2 separate regions of the Homo sapiens genome follow, and region 1 is linked to region 2. Evidence: read pairs that join two places in POLR2A ChIA-PET (ENCODE). Cell type or tissue: A673. All regions are shown on one strand.

Region 1 (5,000 bases), 78 kb before region 2:
AAATTCATTTTGCAAAAACAGTATAAATAAACAAACCAAAATATAATTGTGTGAGAAAATATGAATATAAATTGATGTTATGTGATTAGCATCTTTATGCTCAATGGGCAGGAAAAGAAACTAAAACCATAAAGGGCAAGAGAGAAAGTTCCCCATGTGGTCTTCATAATGGAGTAGGCTTTACATATATCAGACAACAAAGAAGTGGTTTGTAAATAAAGGACAGAGATAGGAGAGACATAAGTTTGTCCAGCCACAACATGTATAGATACAATCTTTCTGGCAATAGCAGCATTTAAAGCACATGGATTCTACCAGAGAACTTGGAATATAAACTCCATGAGGACAAGGTCAGTGTCTATTTTGTTCCCCTTGGATGCTCAAGTTGTAAAGCATAAACATTTATTGAATGGACCAAAATAACATTTCTTCTTCAATAAACATTTATTGAATGGACCAAAGTGAGTTTAAAAATGCAAACGCACAATAGATTATTTTAAAAAGCAAAGACAATAAAACGTTAATAAGAGTGTAGGTGCAAAAATATATTTTTTAACTGGGGAGAAAAAAAGGCAGCAGAAGAGAACCAGCTATCCAGAGGTTTTAAAGTTATTGTTGGAGAAAAGACCAAGCCTGATTTTATTGTTCTGTTGTATCTTTGTTGGTATACTTCTTCAGGGGTTTCACTGACAGCACAGCCTGGTGTGGCATCAGCCTATGGCTTTGTGTTCACTTTAGTATGAATACAGAAAGCAGACAAATTTGAGGCATGGCATCAGTGCAAAGGGACTTGTAATATTCCCTCCAGGTATTGTTAGGAGCTCAATGCTGCTGACGAGGGACCACAGTTTGGATTTTGGAACACCTATGGGAAAATAGTGTTTCTCTGAAGTATAAAGATTTTAAAAAGGGAAAGATTTAGATCAGGCAGAAATGAAGTAGAATGAAGCAGATCAGAGGGTACAAAACCCAAAAAGCAAATGCTGAATGTTGTTTTCACTTTTATATTTGAGCTGTGCAAACCCAATGTCAAAACCTTTTACACTAAACAATCAGAGAGAATCAAACAGGAGTATGTATAAATAAGTGCTTTGGGAACCATGAGTTTTACAAGAATGCAAATCACTTATACTTGTGGGTTCTCAATCAATATTTGCTGGTTGGAGATGGCAGACAAAATTTGTGGATGCTCATCAAAGCCCCAGGCTTTGTGTCAGTGACTGACAACTAAGAATCGGTGTGTGTTGTGTGTGTCTATATGTGAACTTTTTTTGTGTGTGAGTTTTAACATCACCAAAGAACCTAAAAGGAAACCAAGCATAAAAAGTGCCATTAAAACAATATTAAGGTTCTGACAGATTGAGAAAGGGAGAGAATTCAGTGTTAAGATTGTCAGTTTTCATTCATTTTAAATACTAATAGAGGATAATTGCATTGAAACAAAGGATAAATGTTTGAGGTGATGTATACCCCATTCACCCGGATGTGATTATTATGCGTTGAATGCCTGTGTTAAACTATATCATATAACCCAGAAATATATGCACCCACCATGTACCCACAAAAATTAAAAATTAAATCCCCTCCAAAAAAAGATTGTCACTTTTCAACCCAAGAGTCATGAGGGGAATGCATCATAGCACACTCAACCCAGGAAGTCATTAAGTAAGGTACAACATGAGAAAGATTGCATGCCTCATGCAGAAATAGGAAGCCTCAGAAACTGCTAATGGAAATATGAAATGGTGCAGCTATTTTAGAAAGCAGTCTGGCAGTTCTTCAAATGATTAAACACGGAGTTACCATATGACCCAGCAATTCTCATCCTAGGTGTATACCCAAAGAGGAATAAAAGTGTACATTGATACATAAACTTGAATATTTATAATAGTATTGTTCACAATAGCCAAAAGGCAGAATTGACTCAAGTATCCATCAATGGACTCATGAATAAACATAATGTGGTATATTCATACAGTGGAATATTATTCAACTATGAAAAGGAACAGAGTACTGATACATGCTACAACTTGCATAAACCTTGAAAACATTATGCAAAGTGAAAGAAGCCAGTTACAAAGAGTACATATATTATGTAATTCTTTTCATATAGATGTCCAGAATAGTAAAATCTGCAGAGGCAGAAAGTAGGTTCATGGTTTCTTAGGGCTGGGTACAGAGAGATGACAGGTTTTATTTGAGGTGACGAAAATGTTCTAACATTGACTGTCATGATATTGTTCATATTTGTGAATGAACTAAAAAACATTGAGTTATATACTTTAAATGGATGAATTTTATAGTATGTGAATTATATCTAAATGCAGCTATTTTTTAAAAAAAGATTGCATGCCTCATCCCAAAGCAGTATTCATCAAGGGTGTCCTTTCACCTTCAGTCCACAGTCTCTACAAGTGGCGCCCCATCTCCATCCCTCCAGGCAGCCTGTACTCATGGCTCCTAGCAGAGTTAGAATACTTGGATCTGAATGTCCAGGTTGTATGACCACAGGCGAGTCATATGACATTTTAAGCCTCAGTTTCTTCCTCTGTAAAATGCAAATAGAACCTGCCTCTTAAGGTAAAGTGTTTTGCAAGTGCCTGGCATATTATACACACATAACAAACAAGAGCTGGCACTATTATTCACCCATGGCACACTCAGGCATGCTGAGGCCTGCTTGCCAAATGGGGCCGTCTTGGAGACAGTTCCCACAACAATATTTTGTAGGAACTCTTGGAAATAATTTGTTAAAGTTTTTCATTTGGAAACTTGAGGTATTTTTGGAGTCTCCAAAATGAAAGGTCGTGTTGGATGGTAGCAGCTGGTGGGAACCTGAAGCTGAAACTGGGTGAGTTTTCATGAGTTCACATGGGCGACTTCCTTTCTCTCCTGTTAGCTTTGTTGTTGCTGTCCTATAGAAAGGAGTGAACCTGGACATCAAAGGCTCAAATGTGATTTAACCCTGTGAGATTATATGCAAATTAGCATAACAGAGTGACTATAGTCAATAATAACTTAATTTTACATTTTAAAATAACTTAAAGAGTGTAATTGGATTATTTATAACTCAAAGGATAAATGCCTGAGGGGATGCATACCCTATTCTCCATGATGTGCTTATTTCACATTGCATGCCTGTGTCAAAACACCTCATACACCCCATAAATAGATACACCTACTATGTACCCAAAAAACTAAAAATAACAAAAATTTCAAAATTCTGTCCAGATGCACATTCTTCTAAGGAGAGGGCTTCCAACTCTGAAAGAAGTTTACGATTTCCCCCCAAATATTTAAGAAACTGAGAGAATAAGTCAAGACATAAGGATTCCAGAACTAAGTAGTCTTTTTTTTTTTAAGTCCTACCTGTAAACTTTTTCTTACAAACTTGGCCAAGAAACAAACTTATGTCTTTTGGTGTTTGTTTGTCATTATTTCCTTTATTCATCAAAATTATTTAAGAATTTTATCATATGATTTACCTTAACAAGAGTAACTAATTTCCAGTAGTGATGAATATAATTTTTTCCCAAATGGATGCAGTAGAAATAGAAATATGACATTACAAAGGATTGCAAGACTGTTGCATTTTTTTCCTGCTTATCGTCACTGCTGTTGATTTATATGCCATCAGTGGAGAAGTGTTAACAGCCTGAGTTATTTATCTGTAACATGGTTTGGGTTCTGAAATTATTCATGCTACTCAAGCACTGAATTCTTAGAAGATGTATACTTTGCTATTTTTCTATCTACTGGTTATGCAGTCAGGTTTATAAATATGCCATAATGAACGTGCCTGGGAAGAAATGAATTTTTATCAGTGTCTATTATCTGGCAAATATTTTTAAAAAGACTGATTTTTTTTAACAAAAGACTAAAACTCATTACTTTTAAAAGCGCATTCTGCATGAAGATGTTGGTTTTATTCTTTTACAAATATTTTCATGGTATGTAGGAAAGTAATTTTCTAATGGGTATACCTTGAGTAATTTAAGTAAAATAAGTAGAGTCACGCTATTGCCCTAACATCATTTATTCATATATTCATTAAACATTTATTTACTGAGGGCTGCTATGTCCTGGACCAAGGATAAAACAGTAGAAGGTAGAGAACCTGCTGTAAGGCAGGAGCTCAAACATGTTATTTCCCTTCCCTTGCTATTGGATGAAATCACTGTGCCAAAAAATTATGATTCAGAATCGTTAAACGTTATGTAACTGAAATGCATTGGAAGCCGTGGTGTGAATTCAGGGCTGATTTTCAGAGAGTGTCCATCAGTTTGTAGCAAAGAGAAAATACACAAAAAGTTGAAGGCTTCTATGGGAATTATAAAATTTATGACTTGTTTCTAAGTCAAGGGCAGAGAGAACATTCCTAAATAAACACTTTTCTCATCTAGACAAAGAGAAGGAACAGAAGACGAAGCTAGCAAGCTTCCCATGATTTCACTGCAATTCATTACGTGACCTTCTCCAGCCACACTGGACACCCTTTCACATTTCCTCCCCAGCAATCCAGAAGCCCTGCAACAGCCACCTTTAGGAAATCTTTGCAGTATTAATAAAAATACTTCTCTGAGCGGGGGGCCAAGTACTTTCTAGGCACCACTAAGGAGAATTACCCAGGCTGAACTAAACTGTATTTTATCCAGATTAAAAAATAAATAATATTTATTTATGACCAGTTTATCTCTCTCCCTCCCTTCCTTCCTTCTTTCTTCTCTCTCTCCACCCCTCCCTTCCTTCCCTTTTTCTTTCTCCCACTACGTTATATGCTCCTTTGAAGGCACAATCAAGTCAGTCTTTTTTTGTCACAGTATCTTAGCACCAAACAGAGTGCCTGGCATATAGATATTCAATAAATAATTGAATGAATGAATGAATGAATGGATGAGTGAATGAATTCAGCAAATATCTGTGAAGAGCCTAATATTCATGAAGAATGGTGCTAGGCCCTGGGAGTGGGGATGGAAAAGGAAATGGATCAAGGATGAAAT
Region 2 (5,000 bases):
CTGAGTAGCCTGTTTGGCAGAATTTTAAAGAGCACAGGGCAGGCAGAGAGCAGTCAAAATAAGACCGGAAATAGTTTATGGTCGGATTATCGCCTCGATGGCGAGTTTGGACTTTCTTTTGAGAGCAATGTGGTTTTGAACAGGATTGCACAGTGAGCTCTGTGCATTATAAACAGTAGCCTGACTTTATAGAGTGTTGGCATGTCCTAGGGAAAGTCAATATGGGGAAGAGGGAAAGCAGGTTGAGACACCAGTTGGGATGCCTCTGTGATTGTCCAGGTAAGAGGCAATGGGCACCTGATATTGGCAAACGCGGACAGGTAGGAAATCACTGCAATGGTAGAATCAGCAAAACTCAGCAATGAATTTCAAGTGGGGAAAGTTATCAAGGGAGAGGAGTTTGTAAGGTTTTAAACTAAGTAATTAATAGCTTGAGGTTGCTGTGAGCAGAAATAGGTCAGGACAAGGAGTAGATGTGGGGCGAGGAATATGTGATAATTTTGTTAGCGTAGCTATTCACTTCTCCGGTGGAGAGGCAAATGCTAGAGAAGGTTGGCATTACTGCCTAACTAGTAAGTTATGATGCATTGTGTGAATTGTCAAAAAATTCTGTCATAGGCTCACAAATAAAATTTCGAGTAAAATTATGAATAATTTTATAATTCACTTCATTCCATATGCATATGCACACACACACAATTTTGCTGACACACATACAATATATACACACCAGCTGTGAGATTGCTAATGTTTTGCATAGAATAAAAAAAATTTAAGTATTCCAATTTGAGACTTTATTTTTACTGACCATATGCAAAGAATTTATTGATGATACATTCAATTTTAAATTGCTTGAAAATAAGAACATAACTATGCAATTCTTTTTTACAGTGTTAGACATTATTTTAAAATAAGCACTACATAGATATCTTCTGGTAATGAAAATATTTTCTCCAGTGGTTACTACTCTAAGGTACTACTCATGAGGAAGGAATATATAGAAGGTTCTTGTCTTGCCACTTCACATATGGAGAAACGCTTTTGCCTTACTAAGAACTAATTTTATGTTGCCCCCATGAGTGAATACTTTAAAAAAATAGCAATCCAAATCCACTACAGATTTATTTTGGAATGTCCTGTTTTGGGCCTCATGCAATGGAAGCAAGCCTTTATGTTGAGGGGTTTACCATGAACATGTTGGTTGGGAAATCATCTGTCAGTTCCTCAAGGACATTATCAACAATTTTGCATGCTTAGAAAGTCATTGCCAAATAAGTCAATGAATAAATAAAATAATGACTCTACATTGAAATCGGATGTAAATTTAAAACTTAGATAATTATTTAAATGGATTATTTTAAAGTACCCAGATATTTAGTGCTAAGTACATTAATTATTCCTTATCATTATAATGATAAATAGTAATTTATAAATGAATAGTAATTATAGTAATTATTCAATTACATTTGGAAAATGGTGCCTAGGACTAGAACCAAAGTCTGATTGATGCCAAAGCATGTCTTCCTAATCCCTGTGGAATATTGTTTCTGTGTTCAAATGATGGCATGCTTTCTGTAGCTCATAAGGAGTAAACTTGCCTTCAAATAATCTCTTGGGTTTTAAAATGATTGCTTCACCAGAAAAAAAAATGCCATTGCCTTCCCACAGAACCTCTGTAGTGTTATATTAATTGAGGATAGAACTAGCTCAACAAATCTTTTGGGAGCATTTTTATCCTCTTAAAAAGTCTTTGATATTCACGATGTGTGTGGGTAGTAGGAAACAGAACACTTTGCCCAGCTGAACTGAGTTCAAAATAGAACTGTTTATCTAATGAACTTATCTTATGGAACAATGCAGAGAACAGATCTCTTGCTCTCTTTCTTTAGATAAAATTTTTAAAGTCTCGTTTTGTAAAGGAGACAGAACTTTGCTGTCTCCTTCTTGTTTACTTAAATAAACTATACAGGAAACAGGCATTATTGTCTTTGAAAAAGCAATGTAAAAACTTGGTAAAACCAATGATCCCCAGAGAGTACACAGCCACAGAATGAGAACACGATGTTTCTTCCATCAGGGCACACAGAAGGGCACCGAGTCTACTTTGAATTCCAGCTGTACATTTGTACCCAGTTAATGAATCTGCTGTTGATAACTTTGGATGACTTCCAGTATGATGGACTCAGTAGTCTCAGGGAAACCTTGCTTCCCTGATTTATTTCTTGCTATTTATTTTCTAAGTTTAACTTAGTTTGCAAAACTTTCTTTACAGCACTGATAGGGCTTGATTACCTTATTTTTACAGCGCTAATAGGGCTTGATCATCCTTTTTCTAGAATCTAGGTTATAGCATGAGGTTTTGGATCGCTTCCACAATAAAATGAACATTTCTGACTCTCCAATATTATGCAATTAAAATTAGCCATTAACTGAAAGTCGAGAAACTTGAGTTTGATTCTTTTCCTCTTTGTGGCTTGGGCAAGTCACCCAACTTCTGAGTGCTCTATTGTCAGATCTCAGGATTCCATCTGTAGATACTTCATTATTCTTTTCTTAGAAAAAAAAATCCTATCTGGGCTCAGAATATCAGAGAACTGAGACAAGACAACTTGGGGAAATAGCTAACACTACTACACAAGCTACCAGAACAGCTGTAGGAAGCCTCTTTTTTAAAAAAATATTCCCTGATGCAACATCTGTCAGCAAAGCCACTGACCTTTTACTGTGGATAGTCATCTATTTCCATGTGAAGAGAGTCACAGGCGTCTGGCTCGGGGACTGACTGCAGCACAAAGGTTTTCTTCAGTCCCAATCAGAAATTCTAGGTTTTCAGGTTCGCACACTAATTTTCACTCCTTCTTACCCAAAGCCAATGCAGTAAGGAGCATGGGGTGTCCAATACCATAATAAACTGTAAACTGCATTTGAAAGGAAAGCAGCAGGGGCCAGAACTCACACTTGTGGAGCCTCACCCTGCTGTGACTGACATGACGTAAGTCGGAGACCTCGGTTCACAGTTTTATGTGACAGGACACAGGAGCAGCCAACTTTAGGGAAGACTGATAGGAAAGCCCAAGGGTGAATCTCTCTGGGAACAGGAAGCATGTACCGCGGGACCAACAAGGCTTTTGGACAGAGAACTTTCACGGGTTTTGTAGAAGCAACTGGGCTCCCCTGAGGCTGCCAAGAGGGTGTGCTCTGATCACATGGACTGTGCATTTCCTTAGAGCACCTCCCTTCCCAGCCCACGGAATCCAGAAAGAAGCTGCTGTGCTGCTGTGTGACCTCCATCAGTGCAGTGGATTCCTTTATAAGCACACAGTTCTCATAAGCAGAGAAAAACGTAACACTGTATATTCCTCTCTTCTCCAAATTTTCTTATTTTCTTTTTGGTAAGGTTACAATCTTACCACTGTCAAATATGTCCTGTACACCAGGGAGGATTTGTGCTACCTGCCTCAGAATCACACAGGGTGCTTGCAAAAAATACAGGTTTCTGGGCTCCACCCCAGACCTACTACATTACTGCATCAGGATAGTGTGTGTGTGTGTGTGTGTGTGTGTGTGTGTGTGTGTGTGTGTGTGTTGAAAGGTCAGAAACTTGTGTTTTTTATCTGCATCCATATGAAGTTTGAGATCCTCTGCTTAATGCTAATACAGAAAGCTATCAAGTTTGCAAATCCGGCCTCACCCCTCTTTAAAACCCATCCATGATTCCCCCTCATCTGAGGTCTAGAATCTCTACATGACACACAAGTCTTCCCATGAGCTGGCCTCTCCCTTTCTTTCCAGTCTCAGCTCCAGCTTGGATCAAATTACAAATCACAAACAACACATTATTTTATGTTTGTCATGCTTTGTTGGTTCCTACTCTTGGAGGCTCAAGATGATGTCTACTCATCTTTTCATGACTACCTCAAGCATCACCTGCTTCTAGAAACCTTCCCTGGTAAGTCCTCCTCTATTTTCAGACTAGGCAGCATGAGGTCCCTTCCCCCATGTTCCCGTAATGTTTATGCCAGTGTTTCTCAATCTGAGTACTTTTGACATTTGGGGCTGGATAATTATTTATTGTGAAGAGCTGTCCTGTTCGTTGCAGAATGTTTAGCAGCATCTCTGGCCTATACCCACTCTATGCCAGTAGCAACCCCTCCTCTCCTGCACAGTTGTGACAACCACGAATGTCTTCAGACATTGCCAAATCACCCTGGCGTGAAAATGTTCCTGGCTGAAAATACTGCTCTGTGCTTACATGTATCATAGCCCTCAAAAAATAGTGTGGAAAGTGGCTGTTTGCTTGTTTATCTTCTCTAATCTAAAAGACTGAGAGTTTCTTAAGAGTAACGAGTGTACAGAATTAACCTTTGTGTCCCCTACACTAAAGCACAACATCTAATGCATAGTTAGACATAAAATACACATTTCTTGAGCAAAGCGTTATTGATGGACTAGATGTCAGAAACCCTAGCCAATCTTGGTTGGCTCTACTGCTTGCAACGTTGTGACTGTGGACAAATAAGTCAACAGCTCCGTGCCTCAGTTTCCCTTATTTGGAAAATGGGGGTAATAGTGCCCTCCTTGCATATTTGGGTCATTATGCAGGTATGGGAAAGTATAAAGTGCAGGAAGAACCCTGGTTATAGTAATGTGACCTAAAGGTTGCTGCTCTCATATTTGCCTTCTCTGGAAACATTGAAAGTTCAGGGCCACCCACACAATATCATCCACTTTAACAATAGCTGGAGGATTTCATTAATGCAGAACATTATAAATGTGAGAAATCTTATGGAAAATGATTGAACCTCCAGTATGGAATGAGACCAACATAATTGTTAAAAGAATTCTCTTAACATAATGCTGTACAGCACACTATGAATATCCTAAAGGTCAAACGCTCTCATCCGTATCTGTTATGCCTCCTGCTAAAGACTCAACCAGGCCTAAAGGAGCCTTCTCTGCTACAGACCTGTCTGATTTTCTGTTCTTGAGGAACTGCAAAT

What was found. Peaks named below come from ENCODE experiments on the same cell type or tissue, not always from the same donor. Only the 100,000 strongest peaks of a DNase experiment are listed, where the experiment ranks them.
Region 1: POLR2A ChIA-PET joins it to region 2 with 9 read pairs; 2 of 35 experiments call an interaction of 5 or more read pairs at or near these places.

What each region holds. Positions count from the first base shown.
Region 1 is chr17:55,650,610-55,655,609 of GRCh38, forward strand. No RefSeq gene overlaps it. Among named protein-coding and RNA genes, the nearest start is that of TMEM100, 70 kb to the right of the region's middle. RefSeq lists a silencer at 3,545-3,745. In A673, no CTCF peak of the experiment used is centred here; no DNase peak of the experiment used is centred here.
Region 2 is chr17:55,728,955-55,733,954 of GRCh38, forward strand. It overlaps a transcript of TMEM100 not described here. Among named protein-coding and RNA genes, the nearest start is that of TMEM100, 8.6 kb to the left of the region's middle. In A673, no CTCF peak of the experiment used is centred here; DNase peaks (open chromatin) are centred at 1,837, 2,007 and 3,067; H3K4me3 peaks cover 2,201 bases; H3K27ac peaks cover 2,150 bases.